Linked DNA regions of Homo sapiens: region 1 is linked to region 2. Evidence: chromatin loops called from intact Hi-C (ENCODE). Cell type or tissue: endothelial cell of umbilical vein. All regions are shown on one strand. Each heading gives the region's core, and the rest is flanking DNA. Links, peaks and the distances in the headings are about the cores only.

The links. Peaks named below come from ENCODE experiments on the same cell type or tissue, not always from the same donor. Only the 100,000 strongest peaks of a DNase experiment are listed, where the experiment ranks them.
Region 1: a loop joins it to region 2, with 7 times the contacts of the local background. A loop is called at or near these places in 32 of 110 quality-filtered maps.

The regions. Positions count from the first base shown.
Region 1 is chr10:29,653,297-29,664,512 of GRCh38, reverse strand. It overlaps a transcript of SVIL not described here. Among named protein-coding and RNA genes, the nearest start is that of SVIL, 24 kb to the right of the region's middle. RefSeq lists an enhancer at 4,778-5,977. In endothelial cell of umbilical vein, for the core only: no CTCF peak of the experiment used is centred there; a DNase peak (open chromatin) is centred at 5,262; H3K27ac peaks cover 2,017 bases.
Region 2 is chr10:29,729,026-29,740,241 of GRCh38, reverse strand. It overlaps a transcript of SVIL not described here. Among named protein-coding and RNA genes, the nearest start is that of SVIL, 100 kb to the right of the region's middle. RefSeq lists silencers at 3,628-3,922, 4,177-4,406, 4,417-4,606, 4,717-4,856 and an enhancer at 4,276-4,776. In endothelial cell of umbilical vein, for the core only: a CTCF peak has its summit at 4,267 (motif pointing right); DNase peaks (open chromatin) are centred at 3,341, 3,501 and 4,291; H3K4me3 peaks cover 2,383 bases; H3K27ac peaks cover 2,264 bases.

The DNA.
Region 1 (11,216 bases), core at 4,147-6,646, 77 kb after region 2:
ATTGTTATTTATAATCAAGATCAGGCATTTGGCATGAATTAAGGAGACAGGGAGAGGTCGCTGAGCTTGAATCCAGGCAGCCAGAGGTCTCCTGCTATAGACAATATTACATCATATTCACACATGCATGTATCTGTCACACACCAACCTGAGTTTTTCTTCAATGTTTGCTACTTATTTATTCATTTTGTGTTTGCTATTAAGCAAGTGGTAGGAGCCATCAAAAAAAACATACATTTAAAAAAAATTATGAATATACATTTTGAAAAAGTGTATGAGAGATTCTTAAAGTTGAGAATTCTGCCCATTAACTCAATTTTTCCACTTGTGATTTTGGTTAATACCATATCCTTGAATCAGAACATCTCCCAGGGTTTTGCAGGAGTGTACTAAAAAATGTATGAGGACCTGATGTGTCCTTTTAAGAACCTGTGCTGTCATGGGATACACGGGAAGGTCATCCAATGGCAGCATAAAGACCATCAAATGGGGAACGTGTCCCGTAGGAAGATATCCCCAAGGACAGAGGGGTAGTGGAGTTTCTGGATCTCACCAGGGAGGATTGTGGTTCTTATTTTAGCTCCCTCTCCTTGATGTGCCCTTGGCGTCAGTTGCTATTTTGACTGTGAGCATCTTCTTGCAGTTGCCGATGTGCTGATTGCCAGCAGCACTCACCGGGAGAACCAGCGGCTGCTCTGCCCACTGCCTCCCTGTCAGTCTTTCCGCATCTCTTTGTTGAGCATGGGGCTCATGCCCATGAAACACTGAAAACATACAGTGCAGGAGAAGAGTCCCGCTGATAAAAAATGAGTCTGATTTTAGAGGGAAAAGTCCATATGGAATATAGGCGTCTCTCAACCAGGGCATGGTGGCTCACGCCTGTAATCCCAGCACTTTGGGAGGCCAAGCAGGGCAGATCACTTGAGGTCAGGAGTTCAAGACCAGCCTGGCCAACATGGTGAAACCCCGTCTCTACTAAAATACAAAAATTAGCTGGGCATTGTGGTGCACACCTGTAATTCCATGGACCTGGGAGGCGGAGGTTGCAGTGAGCTGAGATTGTGCCACTGCACTCCAGCCTGGGCAACAGAGGGAGACTGTGTCTCAAAAGAAAAAAACAAAAAAAAGAAATATAAGTATCTGTTGATTGAGAGGTAAAGTACAGAAAAGTTGTCACCATCAAATCTAATATGTTCTTCATAGTGGAAACTACCGATGTTTACTTACTGAAAAATCCAGTATTTGGAACAATATTCACCATTCTATAGATACTGTCTTACTGTGTAAAAATATTACAAGTCTAGGATCACAAAGTCTTCTATAGTTTTCTTGACAAATAAAATGGGCCATTGGTTAGTGCTCTTAAAATGGTCTATTCTTTTATTATTACTATTATTTAAGAGACAGAGTCTTATTCTGTTGCCCAGGCTGGAGTGCAGTGGTGTGATCATAGCTCACTGCAGCCTCAAATCCCTGGCCTCAAGCAATCCTCCAGCCTCAGCCTTCCAAGTAGCTAGGGCTACAGGTGCATGCCACCACACCCAGTTAATTTTCTTTACTTTTTTGTAGAGATGGGGTCTTGCTTTGCTGCCCAGGTGGGTCTCAAACTTCTGGCCTCAAGTGATCCTCCCGCCTTGGGCTCCCAGAGTGCTGGGATTACAGGCATGAGCCACTGCACCTGGCCTATTATTTGTCCTTCGTCCAAGTGTTCCGTGTGTGTGTGTGTGTGTGTGTACGCGCGCACATACATCCCTGCTGCCCTGTCTTCTAATGCCAGCTTCCCACTTTAATTGTTGCTCATTGCTTCTAACTTGCCTCACACATGTGACAGTCCAGTCACTTACTAGTGGCTTTCCCATCCATGTGTTTGCTTCTGGAATTATTGCTGTCAGAATGGCAAGCCTTGGGCACTAATGTGGTAGGCAGCTATCTGAGGGGTGATGGATGCCTGGAACTACTCCAGACACAGTGATGTCTGCAGGTCACTGTGCAGTTCCAATCAATGGGGACCTTCTCTAATGGGGAGATGGTCTTGTTGATTTGGCATTTTATTTATTTACTTTTTACAAATGTTCAAATAACAATAATGATTATTATGCTTATTGGTATTATTATTCCTGTGGCTAATCCAACCCTTGATGGTTGAGAATTAGCCATATTGTTATTTATAATCAGCATCAGGTGTTTGGCATGAATTCAGGAGACAGGGAGGTCTCTGAGGATGGATGAAGGCAGTCAGAGAAGCTCTCCTGGAAACTGGGGGCATCCAGGCTGAATCCTGAAAGATTTGTATGAGACCGGGGAGGAAGTGCCTAAGGCTCTGTGAAAATGTCTGGAAGAACCAGGTTTCCTTGCTAAAGGCATCTAGGGAAAAAGGTTGGAGAAAGAAGCCAGAATAAAAGTTGGGTCTCATGGCAGCATCATCCCTGAGGTCTGCAGTGGGGGTTGTTGGCTGCTTGGTGAAGAGGGATAAGTTGCTGCTCAATGCCCCAGAACTAGAGGCACTTGCTACTCTAGTAGTTTGGTAGTATGTGAATAAAACTCACTGGGGCCGGGCATGGTGGCTCACTCCTGTAACCTCAGCCCTTTGGGAGGCCAAAGACGGAAGGATCACTTTAAGCCAGGAGTTTAAGACCAGCCTGAGCAACATAATGAGACTCCATCTCAAAAAAAAAGAAAGAAAGTTTATTTGATTTTCAGTTCTAGAATTTGGAAAATGAAAATAAAAACTCACCAGAAACATCCATTCACTGTGAGCACCTCCATGGGCACCATCTGTCAAAGCACAGGCTTGAAACATTAACCTAAAAGGATGCCTTTGTCTGGCATATCTCTCTTCCAGATGCAATTGGTCTAGATTTAGTCCCAGAGTCTAGTCAGAGTTTTTGCACAGGGGGTTGGTAACCTGGTGAAAGTCAGTAACAGTTTGTTTTGTCCGGAAAGAAATGCCTTGGAAAGGTCAAGAGAGCCCCGGAGAGAAGAGACAAGCCCTCCTGGTCTGGCTCCAGCTTAGCTAGCATCTCCTCCTGCTGCATTAATCATGCTCATTCTCCTTTCTCCGGTGCCCTGTTTTCCTCTGGAATTCTTTTCTGCTTTTATTCCGGTTTGACTCGTTTCTCGAACTTCAACCTGTCCCTAAATTTGGACCTTTTCCTGTTTGTATTCTTGCTTTTTTATTTTTCCTAAATGATCCTGACTGCATGAAAGCTGGTTGATGGTGGGGTTTTCCTGTCAATATATTCTGAAGTTTTACTCTCTAGTGACTGAGGTTTTCCCTTTGTCTTTAAGCAAACCAGATTTCTAGGACTCAAGTGTTTCAGGCACAGGCTTTTTTTTTTTTTTCTTGTGAGACGGTGTCTTGCTCTGTCGCCAAGCTAGAGTGCAGTGGCGCAATCTCGGCTCACTGCAACCTCCGACTCCCTGGTTCAAGCGATTCTCCTGCCTCAGCCTTCCGAATAGCTGGGACTACAGGCATGTGCCACCACACCTGGCTAATTTTTGTATTTTTAGTAGAGACGGGGTTTCACCATGTTGGCCAGGATGGTCTTGATCTCTTGACCTCATGATCCTCCCATCTCAGCCTCGCAGAGTGCTGGGATTACAGGCGTGAGGCACCACACCCGGCCCAGGCACAGGCTTTTTAAACTCCTTCTTTGTCCCTGAGCTCATGATTTCACTGCAGATTTTCTTCTATCTGGACTCACAGTTGTAGAGCCCCAAGGCGATTGCTGTGCACACTATGAGTTTGAGAGCCCATGCTCCAGAGGTCAGGAGGGGAATGAGCCAGGGGAAGACGTGAGCGTCTGGGCAGAGATTAGCACTCTCTTTAAGAAGAGGGAGGGATGAGAATGTTTCTATTCTGCCCTTTCTTCTTGGCTTCTTGTGATTCTCTTGGCCCGTTCCCCCCACCAGAATTTTGCTCTGTGGCCTAGGCTGGAGTGCAGTGGTGAGACCATGGCTCACTGCAGCCTCCACCTCCCAGGCTCAAGCGATCCTCCCACCTCAGCCTCCCTAGTAGCTGGGAGGTGTGCAACACCATGCCTGGCTAATTTTTTATATTTTTTGTAAACACAGGGTCTTGCTATGTTGCCCAGGCTGGTCTCAAATTCCTGGGCTCAATTGATCCTCTCACTTTGGCCTCCTAAAGTGCTGGAACAATAGGTATGAGCCACCCCACCCTGCCTTTTTAATTTTTTTTTTGAGTCAAGCAAGGTGTTGCTTTGTTGCCCGAGCTGGAGCGCAGTGGTACAATCGTAGCTCACTGTAACCTGCAACTCCTGGGCCCAAACAATCTTTCTTCCTCAGCCTGTTGGGTAGCTGGGACCATAGGCAGGCCCAGCTAATTTTTAATTTTTTTGTAGAGACAAGGTCTCACTGTATTGCCCAGCTTAGTCTTGAACTCCTGGCCTCAAGCCATCCTCCTGCCTCAGCCTCCCAAAGTGCTGGGATTACAGACATGAGCCACTGTGCCCAGCCCCTGTTTTCTTTTTGAGTAGTTTTCTTTTTCTTTCTTTTGTGGCTGGTTCAATAAGAGGGTCTCCTTTTCCTAAGCAGGCAAAGGATTTTTTAAACCAGTTTGGAGCCCTAAGGAGGAGTCCCAGGGGAAAAAGAGAGGCTTACATTGATCTAGCCCAGTTCTCAAGGCATCAAAGCTTTTTAGTAATAAAGAGATTTGTGGAGGAAAGGGAAAATGATTTTTTTTATTGTTGGAACAAAAAACGGTCTGCTTAAACCCAATAATTTGTCTGTGTTTACCGCAACCATCTCTGTGGCTTACAAGAATGAGTTCATGACTGTCTGAATTCCACCAGGCAGTGGTGACAATAATTTATTTTTTAACCTTGTGGGAACTTCACATGGGCTGACTCCCCTTTGACCCCGCACCCATCACAAGATGATTTTTTCCTAGAAGTTGCCTCTGGGGCTGGGCTTCTGGAGATGAACCCCATTCTCTCTATGCTGGATAAACCAGGCTTCTGACATCCTTCCTGTGGAATATTTATAAAAATGAGCGCCAAGGAATTCAGCTGTGGTTTCTTGCAATGCCTGGTGTGGTGCCAGCTGTTGCCCAGTTCAGAGCCCTCTGTGCTTGAGTGAATTCTTTTCTGACTTTTTCCGGCGGTAAGAATACAAGGAAGTGCTGAGTAGACAACAGAGAGGAGATGAGAAGATGGAACTCAATAGCCTAAGACAAAAGACTTCCCAAAGCCACGCTTGTTAACCACTAACCAGCTGATAAACGAGGGGCTTTCCTCTGTAGTCTGGGATTGCAGGGCTGGAGCCTTCTGTGTTGGGGACCTCTCCCAGGCTGAGTCATTAAGAACCACACAGAGTGTCAACCCTCGAGTCTAAAGAATGACTCTGTAACCTTGTGAGTCATCTTTCATACAAATTGCACCTCGTCAGGCAAACCACAAGGGGAAATGCATGTTTGCCTTAATTCTACTCTGGTACATTCTAGCATAGGTGGGGTTTCCCCTCACTCTTTGAGGAAAATAAATGCAGAGATTGTCTCTGCCTGGAATGCTTGACATAGACCAAGTCATAGCCAAATCACTCACCCTGATGCCTTCGGTGAGTTATTCCAGTCTCCTAACTCTCCACCCAGCATGTCTTTTTCTGTGGAATTGGGTCTTTGTTAGTTCCATCCAACTTCGTGATGAATTTCAACCCATTTCTTATTTTCTCAGTTGTCCCTTTGTGGCAAGGCTGCTGTTCCCAAGCCTCCATATTTGTTCTTTTGTTTTTAATTTTTTTAAAGACAGGGTCTTCCTTGTTGCCCAGGCTGAAGTACAGTGATCCAAACATGGCTCACTGCAGCCTTAACCTCCTGGACTCAAGTGATCCTCCTGCCTTGGCCTCCCATGTAGCTGGGAGCACAGGAGCACACCTCCACGCTCAGCTAATTTGTTCAATTTTTTGTATAGACAGGGTTTCACTTTGTTGCAGACTGGTCTTGAACTCCTGGCCTCAAGCAGTCCTCCCACTTCAACCTTCCAAAGTGCCAGGATTACAGGTGGGAGCCACCATGCCTGGCCATCCCTATATTTGGATCTGATTTTAAATTTGAATTTAGAAAGTACTCATATTTACCAAAAATGATTCTTGCTTATAGACCAAATAATACAATTTTAGTCCTCCCAGAAAAATAAGAGCTTTGGAGAACCATTGCATAGAAATGACTTTATTCACTGAGTTTACGATGAATGGGAAAAATGCATTCTTTTATTGAGCACTTTTTATAAGAGGTTTAAAAAGATACTTTAACCACTGCCTGTAATCTGTAGTTGCTGATGTTGATGAGTATTTGAAAGGGAAAAAGCTCTTTGGAGGCAGCAGATTAATCACAGCAGAGTATCCAGTTTCATTCGTACGTGTGGTTGTCTTGTATTGTTTGCTATTTTCTTTCTCAGATTTTTCAGTAGAGACTTTGTCCTTTTTCAGAGAGAGTTCAAGTGGATGGCCTTGAGGACTTGAAAAGCTGAGATATGATGATTTTGAAGTCATTTCACATCGAAGCCATGATTTAAATATCGGCGTTAAGGTAAGTATTGAGGAAAGAAATATGACACTTTTGTGGTTAACACATTATTGGCTTTGCTTGCACTGTTAGAAGAGATTAAAGCACATTGTGAAGGGTGATTTTGTTTGAATCATGTTCAACAAACCAGAGCTCGAAGAAGATTAAAGCGGCCTCTGTGATGCGGTGTGGAACCATAGACATACAGGAGAGCTGAGCCACTGTGATGGTTGGAAATGTCTTCATTTTTCCTCGATGGTCATGTGTCCCAGTGTGCCCTTTATGAACTTCAGGAAAGAACAGGAAAGCTTACAGCTGTGGTTTTCTTTCTGAGCTGAGCCGTGGCTATTAGGGAGCTTTCGGGGAGTGTGAATTAGATAGGACCTTTACATAGGAGCAGAGCCAGCCAAAGGAGTGAGAACAGGAGCACCCTTCTGGAAACTGTGCTATTTGACCTGCCTCTCTGGAGCAGGAGTTCTCAAAGTGTGTTCCCTGGAACACAGCTCCCTACACCACTAATACAGTGGGGACCTGGGTCAGAGGATGGGTCTATGCCTAAGTGCGTTTGGAAAGCATTGGATTAAAGTTAAATGACCTTCTTCAAAACTAATGAGCTTTGTGAATCTTGATGGGTGTGAGTAGTGGGCAGTGCTCACCAGAGTTCCATGGAACTATTTTCTTGTGAGGCATCTTAAGACCAGTGTTCCATTTGTTCATTAAATATTGATTGCGCACCAGCCATGGATGGTGTTAGATGCTAGGGATGCAGCAAAAACTGAGGTTGACAGTGCTCATGTTTAGATAATAAATACATTAACAATTAAGGAAAGGTAATCATTGAGAGACACAATAGCAAATGTTTAAGAGCCTGGTATCTGCAGCTCAGTGGCTTGGGTTTTAATCCTGGGTTTGACACTTAATAAACTGCATGATCTTGGAAAAGACATGTAACCTCTCTTTCAATTTCCTTATGTGTAAGATGCTTATAATAGTATTCACTTTGTAGATACTATTATTGCAAGGACTAAAATTATGAATATGTGCTGGCAAATACCAAACTTTATATTAATACAAGTGTCATCAGAATATGTACATATATTAATAGTAATTGTTACCAAAACACCAGGGGTTCAATCTGGGTCCTGCTGCTCACTGCACAGAAAGCCAATGCCTGAGACAACAAGTGTTGCCAAGGAAGAAGGCTTTAATTGGGTGCTGCAGCCGAGGAGATGGGAGCTCAGTCTCAAATCCATCTCTCTGACTGACCAAAACTGGCTATATAGCAGGGAAGAAATGTAATCATGTGTGGGAAAACAGGAACTCAGAAGGGGCTTGGAAGCAATCATGTTGAATCAGCGTCCACATTTTATTGTCTGGATGTGATCTGGTGAGTTTCATTTCTTTGATACTTTTTTTGAGAGGCCTGAAGGTCATTTCCTGAGGAAGGATCTCAGATAAAACAAATATAAGTTTCAAATGTTAAGACCAGAAAGTTCAATTTCTATGTTTATTTATTCTTTTTTTTAAAAAAAAAAGCTATATGGGACTGTTGGGTTGGTTTCATAATGGCTGAGTACTTTGAAGGTTCTGTGGTTGCATGAATGGAGAAGATAGAGTGATGGGTGGGGACTTTAAAATAGGATGATCCAGGAATGCCCTGAAGTAGAGACTTGTAAGAATGAGAAATAGCAAGTTATGCGGGTGGCATAGAAAAAGCTTCCAGATTGAAAAGCAAAGGCAAAGAGGATGTCTTGTGCAGAGAAAGCATTTGACAAAATCGAATGCCTCTTCATGTTTTTAAAAAAAAAAAAAACACTCACACTCGGCCAGGCACGGTGGCTCACACCTGTAATACCAGCACTTTGGGAGGCCGAGGCAGGCAGATCATGAGGTCAGGAGATCGAGATCATCCTGGCCAACATGGTGAAACCCCATCTCTACTAAAAATACAAAAATTAGCTGGGCGTGGTGCCACATACCTGTAGTCCCAGCTACTCGGGAGGCTGAGGCAGGAGAAGCACCTGAACAGAAGTCTAAGGTTGCAGTGAGCCAAGATCATGCCACTGCACTCCAGTGACAGAGCAAAACTCCAAAAGAAACAGAAAAAAAAAAAAAAAACCCACACATACACACTCAACAGACTAGGAATAGAAGGGAACTTCTTCAACCTGAAAAAGACATCTATGAAGAACCCACAGCTAACATGACACTGAATGGTGAAGGGCTGAAAGCTTTTCTCCTAAGCTCAGAGACAAGACAAGGATATCCATTCTCACCACTTCTGTTCAGTATTTGTGAACAGTAAATTTTAGGTGCTGTGATGGTTAATATTAGGTGTCAACTTGATTGGACTAAGGGAGGCTTAGATGCCTGGTAAAGTATTTTTTCTGGGTGTGTCTCTGAGGGGCTTGCCAGAGGAGATTGACATTTGAGTTGGTGGAGTGGGAGAGGAAGACCCACCCTTGCTGTGGGTGGGCACCATCCAGTCAGCTGCCCAGCATGGCAAGAGCGAAGCAGTAGAAGAAGGTGGGATAAGCAGCTTGCTGGGTCTTCTGGCTCTGTTTCCTCTTCCTGTGCTGGATGCTTCCTTCTACTCCTCCTGCCCTTGGACATCAAATTCCAGGTTCTTCGGCCTTTAGACTCTGGGACTTGCACCAGTGGCTTGCCGGGGGGTCTAGGGCCTTTGGCCACAGACTGAAGGCTGCACTATTGACTTCCCCAGTTTTGAGGCTTTAGGACTTGGACTGACCACTACCAGCTTCTCTCTTCCCCAGCTTGCAGACAGCCTATCATGGGACTTACCTTGTAATTGTGTGAGGCAGTTCTCCCTAATAAATTCCCTTTCACATGTATATGTATCCTGTTGGTTCTGCCCCTCTGGAGAACCCTAATACATTTGTCAACCTGGCTGGATTAAAAAACACCTAGATAGCTAATAACACATTATTTCTGCGTGTGTCTGTGAGGGTGTTTCTGGACGAGATTGGTGTATGAGTGGTAGACTAAGTGAGGAAGATCCACCCTCCATGTGGGTGATCACTGTCCAATTGACTCCGGGCCTGGATAGAAAAAAAGACAGGGGAAAGGTCTTTGCTGGAGCTGCAACACTTCTTCTACTGCCCTTGGACATCAGAGCTCCAGGTCCTCTGTCCTTTGGACTCTGGCATGTGCACCAGTGGCCCCAGGATTCTCAGATCTTGGGCCTTAGATTGATAGAGTGATGCCATTGGCTACCCTGATTCTGAGGCCTTTGGACTTAGATGGAGACAGGCTGCCAGTCTTCCTGGTTGTCCAACTTGAGGACAACCGGTTGTGGGACTTCTCAGCCCCCATTATCCTGTGAGCCAATTCCTCTAATACATTTCCTGCCTACTTCTATATATCTATCCTATTCATTCTGTCTCTCTGGAGAACCCTGACTAATACAGTATTGTGCTGGAGGTTCTAGCCAGAGCAGTTATACAAGAAAATGAAATAAGAGGCTTCCAGATTGGAAAAGAAAAGGTAAAACTATCTTTACTTGCAGATGGCGTGATCTTGTTTATAGAAAATTTTTAGGAACTCACCATACTATTAAAACTAATAAGTTCAGCAAGATTGCAGGACATAAGATTAATATACAAAATCAATTTTGTTATATATACTTGTAATGAATAATATGAAATAAAATAGAAACAATAATTTGTTTTCTAATAGCATGAAAAAGATAAAAAACTTAGGAATAAGTTTAACAAAAGAAGTGTAAAACATATACCTTAAAACTATAAAACATCATTGAAAGAAACTAAAGAAGACCTAAATAACTGGAAAAACATTCCATGTGCATGGATCAGAAAACAATATTTTAAAAATGACAGTACTCTTCAAATTGATCTACAGATTTAATGCAATCTCTGTCAAAAATCTCAAATGAATTTTTTTAATTGACAAGTAGATACTAAAACTAATATGGAAATTCAAGGGACCCAGAATAGCCATGACAATCCTGAAACAGAAGCACAAAATAGGAGACTCAGCTTCAAAACGTATTACAAAACTACAGTAATTAAGATAGTGTGGTACTGGTATTCTATTCTATTCTATAGAATAGAATTGAGTCTAGAAATAAACTCATACATTATTTGTGGTCAATTAATTTTCAGTAAATCAGTGGAAACAATACAAAACAATGCCAAAACAATTCAATGGGGAAAAATAATCTCTTCAACAAATTGTACTGGGGAAACTGTATATCCATCTGCCAAAGAAAAGCTGGACTCCTACCTCATATCATAAACAAAAATTAACTCAAAATTAATAAGAGGCTTAAAGGTAAGCCTTAAAACTCTCAGAAAAAGCATAGATACAAATTTAATGGCCTTGGATTGGATTTTTTTAAGATATGATACCAAAAGGACAAGTGACAAAATAAAAATAGATAAATGTATCAAAATTAGAAAACTTTGTGCAGCAAAGGACAATATCAAGAAAGTGAAAAGGGCTATGCATTAGTCCATTCTCGCATTGCTATAAAGAACTACCTGAGACTGGGTAATTCATAAAGAAAATAGGCTTAATTGGCTGATGGATCTTCAGGTCATATAGGAAGCATGGTTGCAGAGGCCTCAGGAAACTTACAATCATGGCAGAAGGTGAATGGGAAGCAGACACAGCCTGCATGGCTGAAGCAGGAGGAAGAGAGAGAAGGGGGAGGTGC
Region 2 (11,216 bases), core at 3,005-5,504:
ACTTAAGGGAGAATGTTCACAAGTATTATCAAGGAAGTGAGGATTGCCCCAAATAAGGTATTTGCAACAAAAGCTATGTTTGAACAAATCCTCTGACTTTCTAAGAATTCATTCATTCATTAAAGCAAACACACACACACACATAATTTTTTTGGAGCATCAAGTTTAATCTAGACTTCAAACTTGCAAAAATGGGTAAGACCTTTGCCCTCCCCCAACTCACAGGTTAATGAAGGACACAGAGAAGTGACCTGGTGATTACAGTCCAACATTTGATGGCTATGACTGCAACTTAATTGGGTGCTGTGGGAGCAGAAGGGGGTCCTTAGTTCAGAAAGAAGCAGGCAGGCTTCTTGAAGTTGGTGACTCCTGGAGGAGGCTGGAAAGGAGGTGACACCTTCTCTCTAGACCAAGCAAGTGTGTTCAGAGAGCATGGAACCTCTTGAATATGCAGGGCATTGGGCACAAGTGGTCCCTATGGTTGGAGTGAAGGGTGCAGATGAGGCCATAGCCAGAGATGGGCCACGGAGCTTGCGTATTTCTCCTGGAACATCCAGGGAATCCATTGAGAGAGTTTAAGAAGGCCTGCAGGGTCATCAGGTTTCTGTTTTTGAAAGATCACTGAAGATATGGTGTGGGGGATGCTGGCTCAGAAGCCAGGCTGGAGCAGGGATCAGGAGGCTGGCGTCAAAAGCCAGAGGGGAAATAGTAGAAGGGCCTGGACTGAGGCAATAGTGGTGGGAGTGGGAAAGAAGGAGGCCTCTGGGAGGCATCAGGGACGCTGTATGAAACCAATTGAAGCTGGTGAGGTGTAAAGGGTGTGGCAGAGGGTCTTCTCTCAGATGATGCCCGGGTTTCTAGCAGGCACGACTATGGTGGAGCTGGTGCCATCCACTCAGATGGGTAATACAGGGAAAACAAAGTGTGGGGAAGAGTTCAATTATGGCCACACATTACTGTGCTTGGAGTGTCTGTGGTGATCCAGCAGCCACTGGATCTGGAGCTTGGGGAGGGCCTGGCTTGGTGTTAAGAAGTCAAGGGTTCAGCTGGGCACAGTGGCTCATGCCTATAATCCCAGCACTTGGGGAGGCCAAGGCGGGCGGATTACTTGAGGCCAGGAGTTCGAGACCAGCCTGGCTAACATGGTGAAATCCTGTCTCGAAAAAAAAAAAAAAAAAAAAAAGAATAAATCAAGGGTTGGATGAAGCCACAAAGAAAAGTTACAAAGTAGGATCAGTAAGTGCGCTTAATTTGGGGCAATGACCAATTTGTGGAAGATGACTTTTTTCAGATGTCTCTAGGTAGTGTGGGGTCAGCATCGAAGTCCTCATCCTCACATCCTTCCTGTCTACCCCAGCTGTAAATGTGTCAGAGCTCCCATAGATGGCAGGCGGAATGAGGCGTCTTAGGCATATTTATTCACCACAGTCTCTAATTATGGAGCCCATGGGGGATGACAATGACATGGGGAGTAGGCAGAGGGCAGACTGGGCAAGGGTGACTCTGGATTGAATCGCTAACAAAGGCTAAGAGGCCGGTTCTGAAATGTTTGCTGGTAAAGGGTCTCAAATTCCTGATAGATCCCCTATATTCTTTTCCACACTGGAGTGTCGCTGCTACTGCTGTGACCACAAATCGAGTTGAGAGGGCTGTTTCCTTACTGCATTTTCAATCCTCCCAGCTTCCCTTCACAGCACTTGACAATGTGTGAGTCCACAGGTCAGCTTGTCGTGGAGGGCATGAGATGGAGTAGGGGATAGGGGAGGCTGAAGTCCAACTTTTCTTTTCTTTTCTTTTTTTTTTTTTTTTTGAGAAGGAGTCTCACTCTGTCGCCCAGGCTCGAGTGCAGTGGCGCGATCTCTGCTCACTGCAAGCTCCACCTTCCGGGTTCACGCCATTCTCTTGCCTCAGCCTCCCGAGTAGCTGGGACTTCAGGCGCCCGCCACCTCGACCGGCTAATTTTTTGTATTTTTAGTAGAGACAGGGTTTCACCATGTTAGCCAGGATGGTCTCGATCTCCTGACCTCGTGATCCACCCGCCTCAGCCTCCCAAAGTGCTGGGATTACAGACGTGAGCCACCGCGCCCGGCCCTGAAGTCCAATTTTTATTCTAGCATCTTAGGAGCAATGGAGCTCACAGTTATGGACTGAATTGTGCACCCTCCCCGCTCCCCCAATCCCAATTCATATGTTGAGGTCCTAACCCTCACTACTTAAAAATGTGATGTAGGTGACACACATCTTGGTGACAGAGCAAGACTCTGTCTCAGAAAAAAAAAAGGCATGCAATTGGAGACAGGGTCTTTAAAGGGGTGATTAAGTTAAAATGAAGTCATATAGTGTCTTTAGGAGAAAAGATTAAGACACAGACACAGAGGGAAGGCCTTGTGAAGACGCCACAAAAAGCCATTTACAAGCCTAGGAGACTGGCCTCAGAAGAAACCAACCCTGACCACATCTTGATCTCCAGAACAGTCTTCCAGACTCCAAGACTGTGAGAAAATCAATTTCTGTTGCTTAGGCCACCCAATCTGTGGTCTTTTAGAGCAAACAAAAACACTCGCTTTTCTTTTTTGTCTGATGGTGCATATTCAGGAGGAAACATAAAGTAGTCTAACACTCAGAGGAGCACAACTACCTCTACCTACTGAAACAGACAAGTAACATACTTAACAGGTTGAAATTTATCTACTTATCTACTGTTCTGCCGTTTACCAAGCACTTTTACAAGCCCTAACTCTCAATCTTCGCGGCTGCCTCAGCATCACCTGGGAATCTGTTCGAAGTGCAAATTCTCGGGCCCCACAGAAGTCTTACAGAATCAGACACTGGAGGGGGCACGAAGAGGGGCAGTCATGGTGTTTTCACAAACGTTGGAGGACTCTGGTGTAGCTAAAGTGCGAGAACCACCGAGGCAGGGTTCGGTCCAGGTGGAGGGGATTGGGGGGTCCCGCGACTTTTTCACAGGTGCGCGTGGCCAGCAAGGACGGTCTCCTTTGCAACTGGCCCACAGCGTTGGCACAGGTCGCCAGATTTTATTTATCCCTGGAAGGTCTGGAGACTCAAAGGGGCCTCTCAGGGCTCCAGGGTAAGCGGCTGCCTCCGGGCAGCAGAGCCGGTGAGAGCCAGGGAGCCCTGAGCCGCTGGGCGCGTGCGCGTGGGCGCGTCCCTGGGCCGGGCGCGCGCCGAGGGGGTGGGTGGCGCCGGCCCCGCCGGCCTGGCGCGCGGTCCGAGCCACTCAGAGCGCCTGGCGGCCGACACCCGGGGGCCCTACAATTAATACCGGGCGCCTGCCCGCTGGCCGGGACTCGCGCGCCGGCTCTCGGGGACGGAGGCGCCCGGTCCGCCCTGACGAGCTCGCCACTGGCTCTGCTCCGGCGGCGACGGCGACAGTGGCCCTGGCCGACTTTCCCGGGGCCCACACCTCCTCGAGAGCCAGCTTGGGCAGGGGACGGTGCCGCACCACCAAGGCCCCGCGCTAGTGTGCACCCCCGGCCCGGGCCCGGCAGGTGGGCGAGGAGGGCGGGCGCAGTCGGGCTCTGCAGGAGCGCGCGGAGGTGAGACGGGGGGGAAGGTGGGGACGCGAGTGTGGGCGCGTGAGTGTGGGCGCACCCCCGGGAAGGTCTCGGAGATGTCCTCTCTCCCTTCTTCCTGGTCCCCTCCAGAGTTTCGCTCAGGTCCTCAGGGGACAGCCTGAGAGGCCAACCTGCTGGAAGAGTTCACTCGGGCGACAGAGCGAGTTGGACAGCCACACCCCCGGCCGGGAGAGCGATAGGGCGGCCCTGGCCTCCAGCCCCTGGGATCCTAAAGCCCCGCATCTCCGGGGCTGCAGCGGGGGCTAGCCCAAGCATCTTCCCAGCCCTGGGACCGGGGGGGCGTGACTGCCACCACCCTGAGAGCTACTGAGACACAGGACACAAACTTAGTTTCCAAACAAAGTAAAATCTGCCTTTCCGGTGTTTTAAGATAGGACGTGCTTATGCCGATTCATCGCGGTTTCCTTGGGCCACCTCCGAGGACGCGGCTGGACCCGCTGGCCGTGGAGGGGGTCGGCTCCGGGCGCGAGTTCGTGTCCTGGGGCGTGGGGACAGCTCTGGTGCTTCCCCCGAGAGTCGTCCCAGCGTGGTCCCCGCGCACTGGCCCCTGTTTTGGGAAGGGGTGCCCGCGTTGAGAGAGGCAGGGGTGCTTGTGCTTGGCCCCCCTCTGTGTCCCCACCCTCTCCGCCCGATCCTTGCCCAGTCCGAGGGTGCTCCCGCCTGGTGGCCCAGCAGAGGGCGCCAGCTCCCGGCCGCCGCGCGGGTCGCAAGGGGTGGGGACGCGCGAGCCTCCAGGTAAGGAGCGAAGTGAATCATCCCGAGCGGGGACCCGCTCCCCGCGCGGTGGGAACGAGGCGGGGCGTGGCCGCGGCGCTGCTGAGAAGTCGGGGCCGCCGAGCCGCTGTCGGCGGGAAGCGGCGATCCTGCCACCGGGAGGTGTGGAAGAGCCGGGTAGGTGAGCAAAGTCCCTCCGCGCGGTGGCCGAGGGGCGCGCGGAGCCGGGGCCGGCAGACGCCAGGACGCGCCGCTGCGCTCTGCTCCGGGGCGGGAGGCGCGGGTCAGTCTCGCTCTGGCTGCGGGAGGCCCTGCCGGGGACCGAAGCGGGAACGGGGGCGCCTCCCGGGGGTGGAGGCCGGCGGGTGCCCGGGCCGCTGCGACGGGGCGCTGCGCTCGGCCCGCGGGGTCCCCGAGCCGTAACAAAGGCGCGGCGCGGCCGCGGCTCCCACCCACTTCCGTCCCCGGAGCGCGCCTCGGGGAGGAGCGGGCCGGGGCAGGGTTTCTCTCCGCGGAGTTTCGGGAAGTTAGCGCGGCTGCCCGTTACGCTGAGAGCATGGCGGGGAGGCGGGTGGCCCGGGGAGTGGCGCGCCAGTGATCAGAACTACGACATCGCCCGGTTCCTTTCCCGACACCAGCCGCAAGTGGCCGGAGCTGCGGTGGCTCCCGCGCCCCAGCCCGGGGTCCCAGACCGGCGCCTCCGCAGGGCCCGCGCGGGTTTGAACCCGATGCGTGGTGCGCCAGGCCACCCCAGCTGCCCACGTTTCTGCGCGCGTGCGGGCTCCCCGAAGGGAGTGGTTTAGTCCCCGGGTGACAGCCAGCAGTCCCTGGCACCCCGAGTGGAGCTCCAGAAGGCGGTAATTGCATTACAGTGAGTGAGCGGCGGGGAGGCTCCAGTCCAGGCCGCAATCTGGGTCAGGTGCGGGATTAAGAGCTTCAGGCGTTGGCATGAGAGATCTTGTGAAGTCTGACAGTTTATTGCAATGAGAAGTTCCTCACAAGGGGAGAGGCCAGCTGGGGAAATTAAAGGAGCTCCTGTCCGCCATCCCCAGCCCCATCCCGAGGTTGTGATAACTTGTGCCTGTGCAAACCCTAGCACAGGCACGCGTTTTGTCATAGAAATGTCAGAGGCAGCATCTCTACTGCGCCAGATGTTTCTCAGCATCTGAACAGGAGAGGAGGAGGTGGTATTGAAGAGAAACCCAGGACGTTCTGCTTGCTGTGAACCCTAGCCCCTCGCAGTCAATCGATGGAATTCACGTTTTCGTGTCTTGTCTTATCTGCCTCCACCCCCTTCTTCTGTTGGAAGGAAAGGGCAGGCACTGGTTTTTATGAAGGGCTAATGGACCAGGGACTCTCCCCTACACAATGTGGAAGGCTCTTCATTTTCTCTTTAAACCTTACAACCTCTTCCCAGGAGGTTATTTCTGTTTCACAGATGAGGAAACTGAGGCTTAAAGAGGTTAACAGATCCAAGAGTCTGCCCTGTTCCAAAGAGGACTGTTTATTCTTCCAGGTTATTTTTTTATTTTTGACAAAGTCGGTTACTGAAGAGCGCTTTATGGACTGCTGGGTGTGTGCTGTACCCCGGGGTTCAGGTTTGATTATGCTAGGCTATAGGGCTTGATGGACTTTCCACCTATCTCTGGCTTGTGTTAATGCCAGTGCCATAGCTAAACCAACTCATATTTAAAACTTAATGTATATGAAGAGAACTAAGGTTTCCTCCCCAAACCTTTAGAATTATGACAGTTCCAAAGAGAGGTGGAAATAGCTGTCCTTTGCTTTTTGCAGTGTTTCATCAGGCAGGTGGGCCTGGAGTCAGGAATTCTACACAGCACGGAGCTCTGTTTGCCTTTTCTTTTGCAAGGAGCTGCAGTTCCCACCTTGTTTAAGCTGTGTGTGACTTTGCCACTGTGCTGAATGTGCGTTTAAAATTGAGTGAAGTATGCTTTGGAAATAATGGCCCACCTTACTGACTGATAAGTTAAAACCTCAGAATTTCTTTGAGGGATCCAAGGATATGGTTGTATCCACAACTTTTATACAACATTTGAGCTCAAGTTTACAAAATAGGACTTTGGCATTGTCCTGAATGTACTTAAAATGTATTGCCTTCAAGAAAGATGTTTGCAACTCTGGCGTGACAGTCAGGGACTTGGAACGTCCTAGGTAGAGGCAGCCAGGCACGCTGATGAGGGCAAGCCTGGAAAGTCTGGGAAGAATGGCTGGGTTCGGTTGCTGCCTTCACCATTTAGAGGTCTGCAGCCTTGGACAATTTGCCTAGCCTCTGAGCTTCACTTTCTTCTCTTAAAACATAAATCAAAGGCCAGGTGCCGTGCCTCACACATGTAGTACCAAGGCTTTGGGAGGCCGAGGTGGGAGGATGGCTTGGGGCCAGGAGTTTGAGACCAGCCTGGACAACATAGTGAGACCCTGTTTCTACAAAATATTTAAAAATTACCTGTGGTCTTAGCTACTTGGGATGCTGAGGTGGGAGGATCGCTTGAGCCCAAGAGTTCGAGCCTGCAGTGAGCTATGATCGCATCACTGCACTCCAGCCTGGGCAACAGAGCTAGACAGCTGTCTGTAAAAAAACTAAACAAAACAAGCTAGGAATAATAATAGTGCCTCCTGGTTTCAAACCATGAGGACTAAATTAGATAATTCATGAGATACTCGGCACAGTGCCTAGCACATAGTTGCTATTCAACAAATGTTAACTAATAATGATGATGTTTAAGAACAGAATCCTTCCCTTCCTCCCCTCATCCAGAGAGGTAAAGTAGTTCTTAGTTGCCCTGAACTGACTGTTCTTAGTGAATATGGCAATATAGTACAGTTAGTGATTCCTCCTTCTCTCAGCAAGTTGGGGCTAGGGAAAGGTTGGTAGTGATGGAAAACTTGGTCCAGTCGCCCAAGGAGTTTACAAGGAGCTCCAGAACTGTAGAGCTTTTCTCCTGGTTTTGCCACTGTGTAATTTTGTGGTGGGCCTTTCAGCCATTTCCCTTTCTCTTAAATTTAAAGCCCAGTATTCTAATGGCCAAGATGGTAGGAATTAAAAAAAAAAAAACAAAAACCCAAACCAAATGAACTGGTGAAAAGGAAATATGTATTCTCCTTTCTCATTCACTAGCCATCAATGGCACTAAAGAAATGTATCTGCTTCTGTGAAAATGGTGCTGGCCTAATCCTGGGAAGAGGGACCATTTCCTTGGAAAATGTAGTATTTTCTGATAGTCTGTTTAAAGGTGAACCACCAAGTTGATAGAAGAGGAAGGAGAGTTTGAGACATAACATTTCAAAAATATTTCCTTAAACATGGTCAACTATGTATGATCTGAAAATTGCTAAACTAACTTTTAGATGACAGCATGAAGCATAGGTCAGTTAAACTGAACAATTAATGAGCAACCAGTATAGCTATTTCATATGTTAAAAAAACTTGAAAGTTTTTCAAATGAGCAAATATACTCTATATTGTATATACATGCAAGAAATATAAAATCGTATATTGTATCTATATGTATATAGTATATATAATGGATATAATTTCTTATAATACATCTGATCATTTTTTGCTATTTTATACCTCTTGATTTGGGTTTTGCTCTTTTAAACAATTGATATGGACTAAAGCAACATAAAGAAACGTTATAATGTCATTATACACCACCCGATGTGTAGTTACCATGAACATTATCTTCAAGAAAGTGCATGGACAGGAGGACAGAGAGGGATTGTCATTATGTAGGTTTTACATCTGGATATGATATGCAGCTTCTCCCACACTGGAAAATGAGCTGCGTGCATAACCAATTGGAGGCGTGTAAAGAGTTAGGAGCAAGATCCCTGCTTTTGTGCATTTCACTCCATTTGTAGCCACTTGTTGCACTCCATCTGGAAAGAAAGAAGCCGCTGCAGGGCATGCGCCAGACCTGCGCTGGGCCGTCGCTTCCATTGTACGGAAGATGAACAGGCGGCGTTATTTTGGATCACATAGCAGCTTGTTCAAAAGCATCTTGCATTCCCCAGCTGTTCCACAACTTCTTCGCATATGGGAGAGAACTTGCCAGCTGCTGGGGCAACTGTACTTACATTTGCTGCCTTTGTTCAGTAAACAAGGAAGGTAAAAAGACAGGCGCCTTTGTTAAACTGTAGTCATTGTAAAGAGACTTACTTGTTTCTGTTATGTCAATGTTATTCCAGATATAGTCTGTCAGGGGAGGCGGTTTAAAAGGAAATGTCAGAATTAACATTTTTTTTTAATCCAAATAAATGTTATTTTAGGGTAACCGGCATGTATAGTTTTTCCATATGTAAAACCTTAGGCTGCTTTTATATTTCATTGCCTAACAAAGGAATGGATCTAATACCTAAAAATAAGTGTTTATTTAAAAATTGACATATGAATCAGATTTAATTCTATACATTTTTCTATTGCATGAAATGCATAAAAGTTACAATGTGTCTCCAGACAGTGCTTTTGTGTTTTCAGAACATTCTGTTGTTTTTGCATTTGTTGGAGCTGGAGGGTACCTTGCCCACATCCTTTGTTTAATCAATGAGAAAACTTCAGTTTATAAGAAGTTGTTGCTTATCCAAGGTGGTATGGCTAGTGGATTTAATTCAGCAAATCTTCTGTTGAGTGTTTATAGTGTGACAGGCCTGGGAAACCTATAAAGATGAATAAGGGTTGGGCCCAGCCCTGGATGGACTCGCAGTTCAGAAACAACAGACGTAAACAAATACTTCAAGTATGAGGGCTAGAGCAGAGGCAGCACCTTTTTGTTTTCAGAACAGTGTTGTAATCATGTCAGCTCAAATAAAGCCAGAGTAGCAAGTTGATGTGCCAGTAAGAATCGAGGAGCAGAATCTTGGGTACAGGAAGATAGAAGAGGCGTTATATGGTTTATCAAATTTTACGTACATGTCCTTAAAAAAGATTTCGTATTGTGCCTCTACCTAGGCCTGCTTGTCTCCCAGTTCCTGGCCAGCACCCCAAAACATCTTGCCTTCCTAATTATTGTGAATTGTGAATAAATGGCCCTCTAGTAGCTCCAGCATCAATCACAATCCTTTTTGGGATATTCAGTGAGTTTCAATCGCCTTTGTTCTATAAAAGGTTGTAAAATAAGCCATAATTGCTTGGGCATGTATAAAACCCTCTGACTCCAAATCTCCTCGAAATCTTAGGGGTTCCTTGTACTGGAAACTGCTGTTGCTTCAGATCCCCTGATGATTCACGGTTGCTGAGTTGCACCCACAATTCTAAGCCCTTAATCCACTTCTGGCCTCCATTTACACATTCATGTATCTCTTACTTCATCCCTTTTGTGCAGTAATAACAGATGTTTACAGTCTTTCAGTTTTCACTTGGTTTACTGACGTTTTCACTTGAGATGCTCAAGAACCCCGTTGGGTTCTTAGGGCTGGTGACCCAGGGTTTCCATCTTGGAGATGAGGAAACTGAGGCTCCACGGTTGAGAACCTTGCCTGCGCTAAGATTAGAACTAAGATCTCCTGATTGAAAATTCAACACTCCCCTCTGACTGGAAGGGTCAACTTATACGAAGCTGGAGGTTGAGTCTCATCTTCTTCTACAGCTTCATTGTACATGCCCTGACTTCAGTGATCCTCACTGGGTTTTTCACCCAGGACTTTCACTGGGATAAATCTCCCTTCCTTAGTACATTTCTTTGCACATTACAGTTCTCTTAGCATCTTATTCTTCTTTTACTTTTTTCTTTTTTAGAGACAGGGTCTTGCTCTGTTGCCCAGGCTGGAGTACAGCGGTGTGATCATAGCTTACTACAGCCTTGAACTCCTGGGCTCAAGGAATCCTCCCTCCTCAGCCTCCCAAGTAGCTGGGACTACAGGTGTGCACCACCACGCCCAGCTAATTTAAAAAAAATTATAGAGAAATGTTGCCCAGGCTGGTCTCGAGCTCCCTGGGCTCAAGTGATCCTTCTGCCTCAGCCTCTCTAAATGCTGGGATTATAGGTGAGAGAAACAGTGCCCAGCCATCATGTTACGTTTCTAAGTCTTGTCTCTCAAGAGCAATTGCCACCTTTTTTTTTTTTTTTTTTTTTTTTTTTGAGATGGAGTCTCACTCTGCCACCCAGGCTGGAGTGCAACGGTGCAATCTCGGCTCACTGCAACCTCTGCCTCCTGGGTTCAAGCGGTTCTCCCGCCTCAGCCTCCCAAGTAGCTGGAACTACAGGTGCGTGCCACCACACCCAGCTACTTTTTGTGTTTTTAGTAGAGATGGGGTTTCACTATGTTGGCCAGGCTGGTCTTGAACTCCTGACCTCATGATCTGCCCACCTCGGCCTCCCAAAGTGCTGGGATTACAGGTGTGAGCCACCGCACCCGGCCAATTGCCAACTTTTAAACACATACATCCCTCTGTCTTGCTACACACACCACATACATACACACACACACACACACACACACACACACACACACACACACACACCTCCATAAACACAGAGGCCCAGCATGGCTACTGTACCCACTATCCTTTTTCACCCAGCCCAGCTCCTTTCAGAAGATGACTTCACCTTTATACCATCAAACTTTTTCCTCCTGCTTAATGTCTTGGGATGCTACAAAATTCTTGATGGATGTCAGATATAGGTGGGCGGTCAAAGTTAGCCTGTTTCCTCTTTTTCCACAGGGGTACTGTTGGAAAATGATCCAGTTCCCCTTGATAGTGGTGACTATGTTGTCCCCCCAACATCATGGTCCTTGGGGTTAGAAATAAGAGCCATTTCCCTTAGGAGGAAGAAGGTGATGAGCTTAGTTGGGGAGGGGGACCTCCTTTGCTCAGGACTTCTCTAGTATTCCTTATGCAGCCATAGTACCACTCCCCACAAACATCCTAACACCGCCCCTCACCCC